Regions from separate parts of the Homo sapiens genome. Here all the other regions are linked to region 3. A link is a loop called in an ENCODE intact Hi-C map of the cell type or tissue named here. Cell type or tissue: OCI-LY7. All regions are shown on one strand.

What was found. Hi-C counts contacts between places; a loop is a spot of excess contacts. Peaks named below come from ENCODE experiments on the same cell type or tissue, not always from the same donor. Only the 100,000 strongest peaks of a DNase experiment are listed, where the experiment ranks them.
Region 1: a loop joins it to region 3, with 2.8 times the contacts of the local background. A loop is called at or near these places in 1 of 110 quality-filtered maps.
Region 2: a loop joins it to region 3, with 2.8 times the contacts of the local background. A loop is called at or near these places in 1 of 110 quality-filtered maps.
Region 4: a loop joins it to region 3, with 2.9 times the contacts of the local background. A loop is called at or near these places in 1 of 110 quality-filtered maps.

The regions. Positions count from the first base shown.
Region 1 is chr5:107,102,463-107,107,462 of GRCh38, reverse strand. No RefSeq gene overlaps it. Among named protein-coding and RNA genes, the nearest start is that of LINC01950, 94 kb to the right of the region's middle. In OCI-LY7, a CTCF peak has its summit at 2,607 (motif pointing left); a DNase peak (open chromatin) is centred at 2,582.
Region 2 is chr5:107,266,735-107,271,734 of GRCh38, reverse strand. No RefSeq gene overlaps it. Among named protein-coding and RNA genes, the nearest start is that of LINC01950, 260 kb to the right of the region's middle. In OCI-LY7, a CTCF peak has its summit at 2,965; no DNase peak of the experiment used is centred here.
Region 3 is chr5:107,511,082-107,516,081 of GRCh38, reverse strand. The region is part of intron 1 of EFNA5 (ephrin A5); the gene reads left to right. Among named protein-coding and RNA genes, the nearest start is that of EFNA5, 160 kb to the left of the region's middle. RefSeq lists enhancers at 2,656-2,715, 3,700-3,994 and a silencer at 3,700-3,994. In OCI-LY7, no CTCF peak of the experiment used is centred here; DNase peaks (open chromatin) are centred at 1,611, 2,121, 2,511, 3,891 and 3 weaker places; H3K4me3 peaks cover 3,592 bases; H3K27ac peaks cover 5,000 bases.
Region 4 is chr5:107,246,066-107,251,065 of GRCh38, reverse strand. No RefSeq gene overlaps it. Among named protein-coding and RNA genes, the nearest start is that of LINC01950, 240 kb to the right of the region's middle. In OCI-LY7, CTCF peaks have their summits at 2,596 and 2,796 (motif pointing right); DNase peaks (open chromatin) are centred at 1,125 and 2,805.

The DNA.
Region 1 (5,000 bases), 410 kb after region 3:
GAGAAAAGAGCAAAGAATTTAGGGTCCGTGCAGGCAATGGATTGTGATTAAAATGATGAACCACCATGGAATTCTAGGCTATTTTAACAGGGAGGAAAGGACAAGGTAAGTGACTGCTGATAAACTTATTAGGGCCACTGTATTGTGGATCCCATGGAGTCAAAGAATCATTGGAGTGGAGGTACTTCTGGAAATGGATGGAGAAGACAATAAGTGGTTGTGATTTAACAGGTTTTATGCTATTGGTGATTATAAGTTCTAAGATGTGACCATGGGAGTGGGGTGGGAGAAGTGGCCTGGAGATTAGAAAATCTGACGTAAGGAGTTCTAGGAGCTGAAATACCTGGATGGTTCTTTTATGTGAACATTGCAATTATTAAAAATTATTATAGAAGAAATGTGGAGAAAAAGGCAACAATCCTAGGGTTTATGTCTTTAGTGAGTGAAGGGGGATTGTCTAAGACCATTTGTGCAGATACAACAAAATACCACAGACTGGGTAATTTATAAATCATTATTTATTACTCACAATTTTAGCAGCTAGAAAGTCCAAGATCAAGGCCATAGAAGAGATTGTGTCTGGTGAGGGCTGCTCTCTGCTTCCTTCTTGTTATATCCTCCAGAAGGGATGAACACTATGTCCTCACATGGAGGAAGGGATGGAAAGGGCAAAAGAGAGAGAGACAGTGCTCCTGTACCTCTTTTATAAGGTCATTAATCCCATTCAAGAAAGTTCTGTCCTCATGACTTAATCACTCCCTAAAGGCCCCAGCTCTTAATACTATCATATTGGTGGTTAAGCTTCAACATATGAATTTTGGAGGGGCACATACATGTAAACCATAGCAGGGATAATCAGGAGGATGAAAGATGACTGTGGGAGCAGGGGTAGAGGAGTCTGTAATCTGATGGCCTGTACTTTAGAGTAGCTAAGTGGTTTCATTTGATTTTTTTGAGAAGGCAAAAATAATGATGGGAAATAATAATGAAGGGAAAAATAATAATAGGGTACAGAGGAGCAAAAATGATGCTCTCATTTTCAGCCAGGTTAGCATTAGGATGGGAAGGAATGTTATTGGAGAGATTTAGAAGAGAAGTCATTTGCTGATGGCAGACTATGAGTTCCAAACATTACAATGAAATGTTTCTGCAGTAATGGAGGAGTAAGAAATTAGGCTGGACCAGGAGCTACAGAGAGCCTTATGAAGAGGGGAATCTTGGTCATAAGGGATGACCTGAGGTTTAGAGCTCCTTGTGATGACTGAGACAAGCAGAGATGTAGTCAAGGAAGATATTCAAAATATTTTGCTAACAACCATTATGGCATGGGCCCTCACCAGTCAGAATGGGCACCATTCTGTCATAATGGCCCAGTTATAAACAATTGTTATTTTGCTATCAGTGCTTCCAAACTGAATCCCACTTTTGGATGATGGGGCTGGTTCTCATGGCAGGCTCCTCCTTGGGTTTGTTTTTTAGGGCAGTTTGGTATGGCAAGGCTGAAAATGTGTAGTTGGAGAATATTGGGAGCTCTGTGGACTCCATCTTCAATTCTCCTAGGGCACTCCCAATTATAAATGTCTGTAATATATAGTTGTAATATTTTCTAAAAGAAAAGAACTTGGAGTTCAAAGATATAAAAGCAACCCTTGCTCTGTATTGACTAATTGCTTGAGCTTTAGAAAGTACTGTAACTGTTCTGGGCCTCAGTTCTCTCACCTACAGTATGAATTAGACTGGATTAGAACATTTCTAAGGTCCCCTTTGGTGGCAAGGACTTGAAATACGACTTATAGCTTGCTTATAAACATTTGCTTCATCTACATTTTTCAGCTGAGGTGCTATTTTGATTTTGTCATTTGCACTGAGTCTTTTCAGTCTTTTGATAAATGTTCCCTACATCAAAATGTCCCTAACTTCAAACAAGTTATTTTCAGTCTATTATGTAGTGATTTTCTGATTTGGTAAGGAAAAAGAAACCACGGAATTTCTATTTTCTATCTTAAACTTGTTCAGTCTTTCTTCTACTTACTCTTTCAATACTCCTAAGGGAAAAATAATTTTTTTTAAGTCTTCTGGGAGAATTTTTCATTTTTGCTAGTTGTTACATATTTTCCTGAAAGTTTTTAAAGTACTTAACTGTTAAGTGCATTTAAATTATTCCTAAACTTTTAAAGACTTTTTTAAAAGTTAAAGATTGCCTCCTTTGTGGTTAAAATTAAAAACAAGAAACAAGGGACCCTGAAAAAGAACTCATGCTATGTCACTTGTTTAGACAGTTTCAAGGCCACTGAGACTGTTACTAAAACTTCATCTTTTCTTAATGCTGTTCATCTTGCTGCTTCTTTTTTATTCTATGAAAAAAATATTTTTAAACAAATTGTCAGGAACTTTTGGATGCTAGACACAGAAGCGACTTAAATGGATTGTGTTAGTTACCCATTACTATGTCCCTGGTTGCTCTGAAACTGAGCTTCTTAAAAGGACCCACACTTTTTAATCTCAAGGTCTCTCTGGGTCAGGAATCTGAGCACAGTTTAGCTTGGCTCTCTATTTCATGGTCGCTCACAAGGTTATAGTCATGCTGTCAGCCAGGTGTCAGCAGTGTCATCTGGCGGCTAGAATGGTAAATGATCCACTACCTAAATCATTCAGTGGTTACTGGTAACATTCAGTTCCTTGGGCCACTGTTGGACCAAGTGTCTTAGTGAAATTGGGGAGCTCCCTGACTCCTTTGTGAGCAGGAACTGGAGAGGCTCATTTCACTCAGCCTGCCTCTGGCCACTCCTCACAGGAGGAAGCATGCAAATTAAGCGAGTGCAGAAACTGGAGCGAAGGAAAGCTGGAACGGCTGGCCACTTCTCTCTGGTGGGAGCAGGCCCTGTGCTGGCCCCACAGGATTGTCCAAATGTATTACAATGCTCTTTTAGCAGTTGCTGTCCACTGACGGCTAAGTGTTAACCAGAGCAGTGTAGAGTCAGGGCGAGAGCCTTTTACAGCCTGCCATCTTGGTACCCAGGTCCTTGTTCAGTGTCCAGGAAGAATCAGGTCTTGAAGGATGGTGAATGCGGAGGTTTTATTGAGTTATAAAGGTGGTTCTCATCTGAGATGGAAGCTGCCTCTGTCTGCTTTAAATTAGTTATCTTTATAGCCAGAATAAACAAATAACTCAGTTTTCTACTTTTCTAGTTTTTATGAGCTAAGTAGTTTAATAGACTGCCCAAAGGCAGTCTTATCTGCACCTATCTATAGCATGAAAGAAAAAGCTCAGTCTTTAAATTCAGGCAGATCTAGATTTGAAACTTCACCCTGATTAAATGACATTACCTATTCTCTCTGAGTTTTAGTTTCCTCATTTACAAAAATGTGACAACATCTTTCACACAGGGTGGTTATGAGCAATAAAACAATTACAGGAAAAGGTGCAATGCATGGCACGTAGTAGCAGTAAAATCAATTATGATTTTTACTACTATAATATTTATAATTTAATATTAATATATTTGTATTAATGATAGTAGTAATAATTATCACTCTTTTTACTTTCTCATTATGTTTTTTCCAAAAAATATGATTTCCTAAAAGCACAATAATACGTTATTTCATTATTTATAATTGTAACAATTGTATTTGTTTGTAGGATCAGGTATTCAAAAATATTTTTCCACTTTCTCCTGTGATTCATTTTGTGTGTCTGTTGCAATCTTATCAGCCAGAATGTAAATTTTGTAAAGCGTGCTAGACTGAATTTAATTGTTAGACATGACTCATTCTTTTCATAAAGACAATACAAATTTTCTTGCAAGATATTGACAGTGTAACTTGGTGAATCATATCGGATTAAATATTTTATTAATATTTAGTGATCACTAGCAATATTGTGTTAATATTTTATTAATATTTAGTAATTACTCTCCATGTGCTGTTTTATTGAGTTATAAAGATGGTTCTCAGTGGGATGGGGAGCTGGAAAGGGGATGGAGTGGGAAGATAATCTCCAACCATCTAGCTGCCTCTTCGACGTTCAGATGCTTCTTCTCTTCTCTCCTCTGCCGTGCCACTCTGTTCCTCTGCCAGTGGAGTTTGGGGTTTATATGGGCACAGGATAGCAGGGAGGGGTTGGCCACAAAGCAACATTCAGGTGCAAAAACAGGAATGCCTGTTCTCATTTAGGGTCATGGGTCCAGGCTTGAGGGTGGACCCCTCACCAGGGACCCTGCTCTCCTGCTTCCTGTCTGTATCATTAGTTCCTCCCTTGTATTGACCAAAGGTCATCTGAGTTCCTCACCAGGCATCTCACCCTTGTGGCAGCTGCTTTTTCACAGTATGCAAGCCAAGATGGCAATTGAGAGAGCATGCTAGTAAGACAGAAGTCACAGCCTTTTGTAACTAATCATGGTGTTGACATCTTATTCCTTTTGACTTATTCTATTCTTTAAAAGCAAATTATTAACCCATATTCAAGAGGAAGGATTACACAAAGGCATGAATTCTAGAAAGTTGGATTATTGATGGTCATTTTAAAAGTCATCTGCCACACAGATTCATCCACATAATTGAAAAGGTGAGGTATAACTTGTCTTCAAGCACAAATGGATCCAGAAACTTAAAAGTTGCCATCAAATGTCAGTTTCTTTCCATCACCTTTACTCCAGTTAGTTTGATTCTTAGGTGAGTTATCCTTTCACAGTAGCCCATAATGGCTCCAGATGTCTATCCCACTTGTTCAGCAATTCAGTGGAAAGTGAGTGTTTCTTTCCTATCAGTTCCAGCAGAAGTATTGGGGTTACAACCACTGATCCTGTTTGAGTCCCATGATCATTCTTTAATCAATCATGTGACTTTTATTGGCCATTCCAGGCCATGTCCCTTTTCCTGAAGGAGAAGGGACATCCCCATCTAAACAGCATGGGGTGAGACATCCATGTTGTCACATCCATGCTGTCCCATGTTTAGTGAGACATCCCTACCTAAACAGCATGGACTGAGAGTTGTGGAGA
Region 2 (5,000 bases), 240 kb after region 3:
ATTGCTGATAAATATCATATAGAGCTTTGTGCACCCCAAACTTTCTCCAGTTATTTGGAATCAAACTTTAATTCAGTTTTTCTCAAGCTGTGGTTTATGAATCTTCTGCTTTTGAATCACTTTGCCAGATGACTGGGTTCCATGTCACACCTTCTGAATTAGACTTTTCATGGTTGTACTGAATCCTGGAATCTACATTTGAAATAAGGGGTCCAGATGATTCCAATACATAATAAAATTTAGAATCCCTGTCTTAACGTCATCACATTTTAAGACACTTAATTTGCTGCTTTTTGAAATTGACTTCTAGTGTATATATAATTATATTGTTTTACTAATTTTTTAAAAATATTAACTTTAAGGTAATTAAAAAACACCAAAAAATGCATTATTGAAATTTTTTTTACAACTTAAAGGATAATTCACATGATTTGAAAAATGACTGCCTAACGGCATCTATGTTTTCCCCAGTGTTGATTAATTCTAACAATTAATTCAATTTGGCAAATATGGTTTTGTACGCTAATGTTAGATTTAAGCTTTCAAAACAGGAGGCTATTTTCCTTTGACTTGTATAGCAAAAAGGAAAGGACCTCTAGCTTACACAGTTGACAAAGTGAAAAGCTTATAATTCATTTGTGTTTTTAGTTAATTACATTCCTTTGTAACCCAAATGAATCTTAGAGCCGCAGGTAGCACAATTTCCAGAGAGAATTATATTCAAAAAAGAAAAAAGTGTTTGGCCAACAAATACAATTAAAAGTGAATTCTAACGTGTACCTACCTCCTTCATAGAGTGTTAAAGGGAGTTTCTGGCTTGGGTTTTTCAAAAGTCCCTCCTAAACTCTCCAGTTCTTCTGCTATCCTAAAGTTGTTATTGAATATTTTACATCATAAATTATAAACTCCCTCCCCACTTTCACTTTGGCTATCTTTTTTCCTCTTCCCTCTCAATCCTCTCTATTATTTAGAGAGATATAATCTCTAGGGATACCCTCCTTTTTCTTCTGACTTAATCTCTTGATTATTGTAATTCAAAATACCTGAGAATCAGACTGACAGATGCTTTCTATCACTTACTTCTGATGTAAATAACTAGGAACTGATTGAAAATATGAATGTAGACCTGGAAGTCTCGATGGTTGTTTGGCATTTAAAAATTTCATTTCCATCAATATGTCCTTAATATTACTGTTAGGAAATGAAACTTTAGCTACATGAGTTCTATGAAATGAAAATATTTTAACTTTTGTAATTTTGGCACCTATTAAGTGATATAAAATTTTGTGGCATATAATTTCAACATCTAGTATGAAATATGATATGTAATTAAAAACGGAATGCCAAACAGCACATACTCATTGTTGATTCCAGATTGCAGCAGCAGCAAAAACATTTTCATGTTAATATTGGTACTTTCACAGTTAAATATGGTCTAAGCACTGTGGAACCACATATAGACCTCAGACTTTTGTCGCAGGGAAATTTTTATTACATGCTTTGCCTTCAATTTACTTTAATAACACTTAATAATAATGCATTGCATTTATGAAGCACCTTTTATCCAATGATTCCGAAGCATAATATAAACATTAATTTTTAAAACTCTCTAGGAGAGAAGTATTTATACTCATTAAAATTTTTAATAAAAATATAAATGCATGCTATAACTGGAGCTAACATATTAAATGGCTTAATTTGCTAAGGAATAGAAGCTGTACAGTTTTTGCTTCTGAATTTTGAAATTCAGTTCTTATTAAAAATAAGACAAAAGCATTTTTTTTGTGTGTGTACAAAGTCTTTCACGAAGGGAGAACCATGGCTGCTTGATTCACCATGGGTTGTCCATTGCGTAACATTTTCTGCATGAAGAGGGCATTTGGGCAGTACTAAATAGTTGGAAGAATGAATATAGACTTAAAAGAAAAGAGCTGTTACTTTTTAATGATTTTTTATTATTAAAGTTAAACTATCATAGTATAATTTGTTAATGGTTATAGTGAGTTGCATGGTGGTCTATGAAGAGATATGTCCATGGCCTAACTCTCAGAACTTATGAATTTCACTATTTGAAATAAGGGTCTTTGGAGATGCAATTAGGACACTTGAAATGAGATCTTTTTGGATTGTCCAGATGGGCCCTAAGTCCAATGACAAATTTTTGAGACAGAAGAAAAGACTGACAGACAGAGGAAAAGGCCATGTGGAAATGGAAGCAGAGATTGGGGCGATGCAGCCACAAGGAGTGGCAGCAGCCACTAGAAGGTGGAAGCAAGGGAGGATTCTCCACTAGAGGCTGCAGCAGGAGTGTGGCTCTGCTGGCACCTGGTCCTTGCACTGCTGGCCTCTGGACCTGCAAGAGAATACATTTCTGTTATTTTAAGCCACATGGTTTGTGGTATTTCATTATGGCAGCCCTCGGAAATTAATATGAGGTAAAGATTCTGGTATTAAAGGCTTCTTTAAAAGTTGCTACATTCTGGAAGACTAGTATTTTGGTAGTGAATTTTTCGGCAACCTATAAGAGGGCTTATATCATTAAAAACAGAATTGTTATATGTATAAAATCCTGACATTACTAATTCAGAATATAGATCCCTATCTTGTTGTACTCATCATTGACACACATAAAAATTACCACTTATTTGCTGAGAGAAAGCTGTTTACGTTTTTTTCTGTCTTTTTATATCAGTGATTTCTACTTTTGTAGATATTTTCTTTCTTAAAAATAAATGCATCAAATATCATTATGAAATGGATTCCACTTTTCACTGTGCATATGAGGAAGTATAAATAGATTTCACCATAAGTTATAATGAAATGTTAATAATTATCACCATTTCAAACAGAAATATAAGGTTAGTATTTTGCTAATTATACAAGTGAGAAAATTGAAGCTCACAGAGAGTAACTGACAGAGTTCCCAGCACTAGTAGGCAGTAGAGTGGCAATTGAATGGCCTGTCTAGCAAGTCTGCTTTCTTAACCAGGACACACTTATGTGAACCAAGACACCATAATCCACATGGTGGATGCTGCTATGTCCCTCCTTTAACTCATTGGAAAGTAATGTGATAAAACTTATGTACTTTAATTGATTATAAACTTAATGTAATAGTTCCTCTAAGAAGATGTTTTGCCTTGAAAGACTACCTGGGCATGGAGAACTCATAGTAGAACTGATGGGGGAAGATATTTTTAGGATGTTCCTTTTTAATTAAAGCCAATCTAGGATAGGAAATTGCTTACTGTGCACTCACATAAGATTGACCCTGAATCTGTAGGATGTGACTCACTTGAAACAGATGGAAAATTGAAATCTGATTCACTGATCTGGGCTGACTTTACAGTTTTATTTAACTGATTAGCTTCGTGGATACTTGTATAGAACAACTTCTGTGGAGGGAAGGGGCTTAGAGGAATTATGTCTATGGTGTAACGTAGGCTGCATGAAGACTCTGACATTATCTGTGGCTACATTGATGGATACTGAGTAGCTCAAAACCGGGAGTATGAGAGCCTTCTATCTTTCTAAACTTTGACGTTCTCTTATTCAGTATATTTCCCTAAAGTGTTGGGATAAGAAGCTCACTTTGCCAATATTGAAAATCTTGCTTGGAGTTAAATTTTTGATCTGTGTTCAAATTCTCACTTTGTTACTTACTAGCTATATGACTTGAGCAGGTTAACCAACTTCTTTGACTTTCTTTGAATTTGAATTTCATCTTTAGCATACTGAAGAAAAAAAATCCTGGTGTAGTTTTTTAAAAGGCCCAAACACATAGTTAATTCATATTAATATCATTCTTTGCCAACAAATATTTTTTGACAACCTCTATGTGCCTGTCAGATAGAAAGGTTCATTAATTGACTTGGAGATTGGGCGATGTGGAACTCTGATTAAGAACTTTTGTATCTACCCATTCATGGGAAGTCTGAGAAAATGAACTGGAAGCCAGTGGCTTCCACGGAAAGCCGCCCTGGTAGATGGCTATCAGCAGCTCAGTGCCCTCTCTTTGCCAAGCCACCAGTGGGCATTGTCCCAGTGATGGTTCCCTGCTAATGAGGGTGCTCAAGATTGTTTTGTGGATAATACTTTCTGACAGTTGTCAATTGTCAGGGAAGTTTAAATAGCTGGAGAACTTTCTGTGTAGGCCAACTTATATGTCAGAGGCAGGGTTGTAAATGGCACTTCAAGGCACCTAAACATGTCAATGAAATGGAATTGGAAATGATACTTGAAAACCTTGGCTGGCTTTATGTTCTGATAGCATTTTTGCCTTAATGTTCTTCTTTGGACAGTGTGTTGGCTAGCTGTAATTCTAACCCTCTACTTTCACTGAATCATATGATTATATTGTCTTTAGTTACATATATAACTTGGCCAAAACAAAAATATTTACATAAATAACTAAAATTGCTCTGTGAAAATAGGAAACTCAACATTTACAAAACCCAACTAGGTGTATACTACTAGTGGGTATACAGTTGGCTTGTCAAGAATATCAATTGAGTGTACAGTGCCTGTATTTAATGAAAGAAGAAACATGGGGTCTTGCAAAATAACGTTGATGTGAGGAGGGTCCTATAAACATGTATGATGACTTTTTCAAAGGTGATAAGTGTTATTACAATAAGACAAAGGCCATGTAAGTCTAGGAAGCTTTCATGGAAAATGTGAGTTTTGAATAAGGTTTTGAATGTTTTGAAGGTATAGGTCTCAGCAGCAAGATTGTTTTTTGGGAAACACAGATAGGGAGAATGCCTTAGGCAATATGCTCTCATGTTATACTCTTTCTATATCCCTAGGCTACATTAAGACTTCAAATATTTCTTGTGTTAAATATTCCCATATTTGCATATACAGTCTAGTACATCCAATTCCCTACTGGCTTGACTTCTCCAGAAGATTCCTCAACTCAACCTATTTAACACAGAATTCATTAATATACTCCCCTCTGCTCCTCTCTTTCACTCTGCTTCTCTCAGTGAGGGGCATTA
Region 3 (5,000 bases):
AGTGAGCCATGATTATACCACTGCGCTTCAGCGTGGGCGACAGTGTGAGACTGTGTCTCAAAAATGAAATAAAATTCTAGTGTCTAGGGCTGTAGGTCATTTGAATTGTAAGGATAAGTAACCCAACATAAATGGTAATTCAACAAATGGATGATGTAACAAGCTCTACAGTAAAATAAACCCTGTTCATTTTTAAACTGCTTTGGGATGATTTTTAGTTTCTTGGGCTTGGATTCTCCTGTGTACAACATATCTCATAGATAGATAGCCTTTGGGGCGTGAGCATGAGTAGGAAGAGGTTATAAGATTAGGAAGTACCCAGAGTTCTGTATTATAACACATTGATTTGATTTGTGGAGTCCAGGCCTTAAGTAGATAAAACAGAGCACTTTAAAAGCCATGTCTGCTGGGTGCAGTGGCTCATTCCTGTAATCCCAGCACTTTGGGAGGCCAAGGCAGGCAGGTCACCTGAGTTTGAGAGTTCGAGACCAGCCTGACCAACATGGAGAAACCCTGTCTCTACGAAAAACACAAAATTAGCCTGGTGTGGTGGCGCATGCCTGTAGTCCCAGCTACTAGGGAGGCTGAGGCAGGAGAATCGTTTGAACCCAGCAGGCGGAGGTTGCATTGAGCCGAGATTGTGCCACTGCACTCTAGCCTGGCAACACAGCAAGACTCCATCTCAATAATAATAATAATAATAATAATAATAATAATAAAATAAAAAATAAAAACCATGTCTTGATGCTGGGCATGGGGGCTCACATCTGTATTCCCAGCACTTTGGGAGGCTGAGGCAGGCGGATCACTTGACGTCAGGAGTTGAGACCAGCCTGGCCAACATGGTGGAACCCCATCTCTACTAAAAAATACAAAAATTAGCCAGGTGTGGTGGCTCAGTCGCCTGTAATCCCAGCTACTTGGGAGGCTGAGGCAGGAGAATCACTTGAACCCAGAAGGCGGAGGTTACAGTGCAAGTGGACTTTCTAGTTGATTGGGACCATCTTGTCTGCTCCTTGACAGTACACGTGGCTGGCAGAGAAAGGAAGATGGAGCTGCCATCCTGCACATGTCTAGTCCTTAGTTCCTGCCGGCATTCACCCATGCAAGCTCCTAGCTTGCAGGCAGCTCTTTGTTAGAAAATGATTTGGGGCTGTTTTTCTGTTTTTCATTAAAAAGAAAAGCCTTATCAAGGACTCCCATGCCCTTGCTATCTGCCTAATTTCTTCTTAACTCCTATATCATAAGGAGAGGTAGGAGATTAAGTCAGTGAAGTAAGGAAAGAGGAGACGGGAGGCAGGTCACGTAGGACCTCATAGAATCCTTGTAGAGACTTGGGCTTTTACTCTGAATGAGACAGGAAGCCATTGGAGGGTCTGAGCATTTGTTTCTCCTCCTTTGAAGAATAATTTTTTTATTTGCTTGACAATAAAAAGGGTTAGCACATTTCCATTTTTAGGGTTACCATTGGCCTTTGTGTTGATGGTTCCTTCTGGCAGAAAAATAAATCTGCCCTTGTATGTCAGCTTCCTTGGGTCTCCCACACACTCGTCAGGTTGTGGAGAAGTTTGAATTTAAAACAAGCATTTCACAAATGACTCACGTTCCAGGTGGGATGATGTGTTCTCTGCCTACCACAGAGAAGGGAGAAATCAGTTCACATGAAACAGTAACCTTTTCTTTCTCTCTGCATTTTCCTAGGAGCAGAAAAGCACACAAATGCTTTCTTTCTGATTGTGTATTTGGAATGTTCCTTAAGATGGATCTCTGTTGAATTCCCAAGTGAATACTCCAATCTGTATTTAGTCTCAAATTCTGACAAAAAAGAAAACCTCTACCTGATGAGGAGCCCCGTCTCTCTGCTGTTTTCTTTAGGTCTGGAAGATCAGGGATGCTTCATAACTTGGTGCCAGAAGAGAAGGGAAGATTGATTGGGGTTTTATGAGGTGGCAAAATACATAGCTAAACCTGGGGACAGGGATGTCATTTAGCATGACAGAAACAGCAGAAAACAGGAATAGTGCTTTATTTTGTTGTTTTTGTTAAAGCAATGTGAGACTTGTTATTTCTACCCCCGTGGTCCTGGTTGTTTTTGTGTTCAGCACAGACGTTCAGGAAACAGATTCCAGCACCAACACCTGTGCGACGCTGACCCAGGCCTACCTCGCAACATCCTCCTCTCTTACTGTATCACACAGATCAGCTTACATGTCACACTTATTTCCTCTCCCCTCTGCTCATCCATCCATAGCTATCCACTGAGCATTTCTGTCCCTCCCTCTGAGTTCTTGGAATTAAAGAAAAAACAACATAGAGCCCAGTATCTCAGTGAAGAGCCTGTTTTTAATGGACGGATACCACCAGCCTCTTTCTGTTCAGAAACATCTTATGAATCACAAGCAGTTTTGCAGGCTTGCAAGAAGCTGGTGCCCCACAGCACCCGTCATGTAGAATAAATAAATGAACAGTTGATTTCGGTGGGGTGTCGGTGTCCTATTTTTAGAATACCATGTTTTCTGCTGGGGCCATTCAGGTAGTTCTCGTTTTAAAATTCTAACATCTGCCCAGCATACATCTTCTGACATCTGGCTTCCACTTGCTACACAAGTGAGACACTTTGACTCATTTCCCCATCTTTGCAGTGGGAGAGTACCCATTCCTGACATGCTCTGAAATGGGGCAGGTAGCAAATGATTTGGAAACAAAACCCACAGAATCAACATGCTCATCACATTTTATTATTAATTGAGCTCCCAAGCGAGTGTTTCCTTGTAAATCCCAACAGGCTTTTATTTGATAGAGTCTCTCTCTCTCTCTCTCCCTCTCCCTCTCCTCTTGGCTCAGGAGGGGGCAAAGCTGCCCCTCTTTTCCCAGCCCCAAATCTCTGACTACAGTAGGACTTAAGCACAGCAGCCTGAGCTGAAGCATGTCATCCCTGAAACAAAGCTACAGAGGCATGGTGCCAAGGCAGCCAGGGAAGCACAAATTACCTCTCATGCCTGGTGGGTGAGGCCCCTAGCCCCATCCCTGAGTCCATTCCTCCTGGCCACTGGGTACGTAAGTACCCATCAGGAAGGGGCAGAGCCTCTTTCTACTAAGAGTAGTACAGTCCAAATCATCAAAGGAGACCTCATCAAGACTAGCTCACTTGGAGACTTCTTCACCAAGGAGCACAGACTTAAATTTACAGTTGATTCTCTCCACAGCAATTTTATGTCTTCAAAGAGCTCCCCAATTATTTTTATTACGTTTTCTTGGTAAGCAACCCATGGTGAGGTAGTGCACAATGAACTACCTGAGGTATAAAAGAAGTTAAGTGATTTACTCAGAAAGAGTGGTTAGCAGGGTTGCCTTTGAATTCAGAACAGCATTCTCGGTGATTGCTGCTTGATGGAGCTGTCATCTTGGAGTTAAGTTCTCGTATATGCTTTTGCAAAAACACCATGGTGTGTGTTTGGCTCTGGCAAAACTTTATCTCATTGCTCTATTTTAATGGCAATAATCACTGGAAATCAGCACAAAGTCTTCAGCTTCTTAACCTGGGTGACATGCTTCAGTTTTGTGCCTTCTGTGACTCTCTGTAATGATGGCCTACAAGAACTGTAAACCTCCTAGAAGGTAAAAAAAAACAGGCTAGAGTATTGATTTCAGGTTGTGTGAGGAAGAAACAAGGTGGGGGTTTTTGTGTTTTTTGTTGTTGTTGTTGTTGTTGTTGTTTTGTTTGTTTTGTTTTGCCCCTCAGCTTGCAAATCAGTTGCTTATACCCAGGCGATTGCAGCCATTTACACCCTACTGAGGAGCCTATGTGGGGTTCTTTAACCACTGAGCCAGGATTGATTGACAGCCACTGTCTTCAACTACAACAGAGATGGAGTGAGCGCTTATACAGACTCAGTGGGGTGGGACTTCCCTGTTGAATGCTGCTTTATGTCTTTTCAGGCAAATGCCATTTACATCTGCCCACCATTTGAAGTCTCTTTTGACTTTCTATTTCTTTCGAAAGGAAGTAAAACAAGTGTTGCAGGAGCCACAGATAGCATCATGGCATTTTCTTCATTTTCTCAAAATGCACCTTTTGGGTGTTTTGTGAGCAAGATCTTAAGGAAAGTAGGTCTTTTCAGATGAAAATTTTGTGAAGTCTTACTATGATGTAAGCTAATGAAAATTTGGGGGAATGCATTGTGAGTAGGCAGGGCTATAATTGTTTTTTAGCCCTTTGAACAAACCATGTCTACATATAACATGTTCATGGTGCCACATTATTAGTCAGGTTTTTTTTAAGAAAAGTAATATATGTATGCATTGATAGATAAGAACTATTTTTTTTATGATAGTTTTGATGTTAAATAGGCAGTGGTGATAAGGATGAATTTAGAGCTATGCTATTAGATGATTTAGGGCACTTAATTTACAGATTAAAGTTGAAACTAAAAAGATTGTTGTACTTTTAAAAAAGCTTCAGGTTGGAATGTAACACTTTATAAATGGATATTCATAGAAAGTCACAATAGCAAAATATAGATTTACAAAATCAGTGTATTTTTTAGGATACCATTTATTTTATTATTAAAATACTGAGTTTATTTTACATGTATATTTTTGTTTCTCTACCAGTTTCATGCTTGACTACCACTACTACTATATTCTATCATAATATTCCATACATCCATTTACTTTAAAAATGTGTTCAAATATCCCTGATCTCATCATCTTTTCAAACTTCGTGGGGATTTTATATTTAGAAATGCAACTATGGTGCCGGGAGCAGTGGCTCACTCTTGTAATCCCAGCACTTTGGGATGCCGAGGCGGGCTGATCACCTGAGGTCAGAAGTTCGAGACCAGCCTGACCAACATGGTGAAACCCTGTCTCTACTAAAAATACAAAATTAGCCAGGCGTGGTGGCGCATGCCTGTTATCCCAGCTGCTAGAGAGGCTGAGACAGGAGAATCACTTGAACCTGGGAGGCAGAGGTTGCAGTGAGCCAAGATCGTGCCATT
Region 4 (5,000 bases), 270 kb after region 3:
TCAACTAGGTCTATGGATTTATAAAATGATGAGGCAATTTTATGCAGCAAAGACCAAGGATAGAAATGCAGTTTACATAAATGGCAATGGATTAGCACTTAAACCACTCTTCATGTATGTTTAAACAATCTTCCATGACCCTCAGAAATCTCCTTTTATAAACTTCATCATTTATCTGGGATTACAAGGGCAATGTTTTGACAACACTGTAGATTTACATGTAACTCGTCATTTGTTTATCATTTATTTGAGATGATTAGTGCCTGAACTTCAAATGCCTGGAATGTGTATTACACTCGTTTACATTTTTGGTAGACTATAGTCTTTTCAATGTACTTTTTAGGCCTGAGGACAGCTTGGTGACTTTAATGATCTTTCTAGTATCAGTCCCATCTAAGCCTGAAGAAAGCTGATGATTTATAACTTTTCAGCAAAGTTCAGTTTTAGTGATAATCCATCAAAGTCCTTAGTATTCTTCTCAGACTCTTGTCTCTCAGACCTAGTCCAACAAGATGTATTGGTCTCTGAAAATTGGCCCTCAGGGCCATGTAGTCTTCTAGAAACTCAGGAATGCAGCACCAGTTATAGGTTTTCCCAAATCTGTAGATGTAAGTGAACAAATAGTAATGTGGATACCAATAAAGCAAGAGAATATCTGCATTGGTAAAATACATACACACTGTATACCCTAGGCAAGTTATAATTATCATCCTCCAATATTGTCTATGCATCTAAAATAGCTTTTGCATTCATTCATATTTCCAATGATATAAATATGCCTGTTACCAACTACTTGTTATGATTTTTCCCCATTTAGGACCATCTTAAATTGATTTTTTGGCTTAAAATCAGAAAGAGATGTCCAGAGGAAGTCATTGAAAATAAATTCTATTTGCAGAACATGAAATTGTTGTGGTTGTGTGGTAGGTGAATGATTGTACACTTTAGAAATGGAAAGTTTAACAAGGTAGAGAATTTGTATTTGTGTTCAACAGAATTCCTTTGAGCGCTGGCTGTTGTGAGAGAAGCATTCTGAGCAGAAGACAAACTCTGCTCCTTTGGGGGCTGCAGATGGTGTGCACATTCACCTGTCAGTAGCCCTGGGTGTGTAAGCCATACCAGATGGAAAGGGAGAGAGAGAGAAGCAAGGCAGGAAGTGAGCATGGAGAAGTAAGAGGCAGCATCTGTGTGAGAGAGAACTGGCTTGAATAAGAAATGGCCAGAAATAATTTTTAGAAAGATTTCTGTGAAGCTTTGTGTAAATTCTCCATATTATCCATTAAAAGCAATTCACAATCAAGACCTACATAATACTTCAGGCCTTCTGTGGTCAGATTGCTGTTTAATTGAATGCAATGCTGTATAAAGACTGGTCCAGGTGACAGTCAGCTATATTTGGAATAAGTATGGGGAGGCACATGTGGGATTTTTGGATTCAAATTATTACCCTAGACCTAAACTAAAAGTGTACCTTCAGTATGATCATCTATGTTTTGGAATTATATGAAAATTAGTATTATGAAGTTTATACTGCATGTTTATTTCAACTGAAGAAACAGGGCATTATGAAATTTTGTAAAATATAAACATAGAGGAGTGTTCCTTGTATTATGTACATATGTGTCCATAGGATATATCTACAGTAGGGCAGTAGGGAAGGATAGATGTAGAAGTTTGGCAGAGATTTACGGGTAAGCCATATAATTCTAGAAACTGAATCAAAAACAGGAGGAACTGACCAGTATCAATGTTCACACACAATGTCCAAGGCAGAACTTAGAGTCAACAGTTAGATGGTTGATTAACCAAGAAGAAGAGCTGACTGAATGAACTCAATCTTTTATCTCCTATGATATCAAGCCTCTGGATGATATCACCTATTATAGTAAGAAGGTCATGAGACATCAATAAGGAAACAATAAGTCAGAAGGAGTTAAGGTCATGAGGATAGAGCAATGAGTTGCTGGGGGACAACTGAAGATGAGACAAGGGAGGGAGGCAGAAAAAACTATTTAATTGTATTGTGTGTAAGTCAGATCACCCCTTATGTCATTGGTTCTTGACCAGACTATGACTGGTTAAGGTTTGCTTTTAAAGACAAGGCTCTCAGGTGAGATAGAGCTAAGGTAGTCCTTGTGATGGTAATAATTTCTTATTATAGGGAAAATAGTAGCTGCATCTGTCTTGCTGGGGAACATTTCTCTGGTTGGGTAGATCTTATCCTATCAGTTTGTATCCTGTAGCATCATATTGGTTTGTTTGAGTTTAATGGTTGAGGGTCAACAGAGGAAGCCTTAAAAATTTCCTTGTGAACAAATGGGCTGAAAATTGATTTTTAACAGACTCCACGGATACCCATTTACTGAGGAAATTGGAATTGTTCTTGGAAAGGGAGAAGAGGTCAGTGACAGCCATGTTTAGGCTTGTTCAGTGGTTTTGCCTTACTTCACTGGACGAGAACAAATCTCTGGGGACTTGGCTGTAACTGTGGGACTGGAGTTAAGCAGACTTTGAGTCCAAGGGTAGAGGCCAGCTTGCCTAGAAACTGGAGAAATTAGTAGGAAATTTTATGCCAGGGACTGGAATAAAGGTCTCGAAAAGCAGTTAGAAATGCCACTGAAATGGAACAAAGATAAATAGCCTCAGGGCAGGGAAGTGCCACCAACGAAGTGGGGGTCTACAGGCGTTCAGGTCATTCATGGATTCTAACTCATCAGGAACTGCCATGGAGAATAGCTTATAGTTTTGAATTGGCAACTATGAATTAAGGAGAGGTGCAGCTGCAACGGTGGTCCATCCACTAGGGGGCAGTAGATTGAAGCATGGTCAATCAGAACTTGAGGCCGATTTACTATTTATAGGCAACGTTCTGGATTTTATTTCCAAACCAAGTAACCATCATGATTTTTGGAAGAGGAAAAAGAGGAAACTCTAGCAAACCTTCAGGCACACAAACAACTAAAACCTGAGGTGATGGTATGATTTCGGCGGCTCGAGTGATTTGAGTATGCTTCAGTTTCATGAAATCTGACCCCTCAAAAAAATAAGGTCTCCAGGTTGCAAACCCTGAAGAAGCTGGTTATAATCAAGTTGGAGATTTTACTCTATTATTTTTTTCAAAAGTGGCGTGCTGATCATAAGCAAAGTTGCTTTGATTCTCTGGCCTCCTCCTCGATTTCTCCATGTTTTGCAGACCTTAGGACACTAGGCTGCTCAGGAATTTTGGGGGGCAAGAGACAATCCCACATTTGTTTTAGTTGTTTTAGCAAGGGATTTCTAGGGGTTGTCAGCCCCTTGAGGGAAAGAATTAAGTGAATACCACTTTTCCCTAATATCATCAGAGACAGAGACTGGTATCATGTCAGAAATATGATGAGTTTTGCTCCTGGACTTTCCAAGGGGAGCTTCAAGAGTCATAGTGACTGAGATGAATCATCCTCAGCTCAGTAAGGATGGGAAGAAAACTGAGTGTGAGGCACCATAGTATGAGTAGGAGCAGGGCATGGGAAGCACGTACAGAGATGATGCTATTCTTTGTGGAATATTACCAAGGTGCTGTCACCATACGGTATAGCTAACACTTATTTTGCACCTGCCATGTGTCAGGCATTGTACTAAATGCCTAAACAGAATGATTTGTTCAATCCATACAATAATCTCAGGGTGAGATATTATCATTATTGCATTTTATAAGTGAGAAAACTGACGCCCCAAGCAGTTGGATTCCCACGGTAGGACTGGGTAACAAAGCTTGGCACCTGAGTTTTAATTTTACCTATGCTATTCTGCTTCAAAAATGAGGCAGATGATTTTATTCACCAGGGGTTTAGGGGACAGAGTACCAGATATGATAATTATGAGAAAGGCAGTTGTAAATTTGGGGGTGAGAGAAATACATCATATAAAATATTTAGAAAGTATTTTTTTTTGTTAAATGCTGTGTATCCCCTATCCCTGACACCCCCATACTTTATTTTTAAGAAATTATAAGTAAAGATCTATATTGTTCTTTAAGATTTCTGGAGTTGAACTTTTATATCTTTGAATTCAACACTGTGTCAAAAATGGTTCATGAGGGTGAACAGTTATATTTGGTTATAATAGTTATAATTCTGAATACATTTTATCATTAGCTGTGCATTTGTTATTTCTTCTTGACTTTTACATAAGATCTTTCTTCAAAGTTACTAAAGCTCTTTAAACGGTGGAAATTCAGAATAACGAAGACTGCGGCATGGTGAGGTATCTTCACTATGGTGTAGTGGTTATAAGCACAGACTGTGGTGTTGAGCTGTTTTGGACAGTTTCTCATCTTAAGAGTTGTGCTAACTCAGGGAAATCACAAGAATCCTGAGCCTCAGAATATCTTCTATAAAAAAGGGAAAATCTTTATTTACTAGGGTTTTTGAGAGTTTTAAATGAGATGACTGTAAAATACTTGTCAAAATGCGTGACAACATAATAAGAATATAATGTGACATATTGTTATTGTTATTATTATTAGCACTTCTATTTTCTGGTTGCTAGTATCAGCTTCACTCTGAATTGCATAATACATCAAGATAGACTGGATACCAAGTAATTTGACTATAGTAGCCTTCTATTGATAGCTATTAACTGTCTTGGGCTTATAGATAACTCTTCTTTTTTGAAATAAGTTTTTCTCCTGGATTCTAATGTTGCTCCTAAAATACTGGCCACTTCTGTTTGTCTTTATTTCTAATGTCTGTTCCTCTTTTCATTCTCTTACTATTGAAGTATCCCAAGGCCTAGAGCTTGGAACTCTCATCTTCTTTATTTTATCTGTACTCACTCCCTTGGGATATCAACCTCACATTTACATTGACCACTCCCAAATATATATCTCCAAACCAGAACCCAATTGTAGATTCATATGTTCAATTGCCTATTAACACTCTCACTTAGATGCCTAATAGACGTATTAAACAAATTATGCTAAAAACTGAACAGTTGCTTTTTTCTTCTAAAACTTTCTCTAC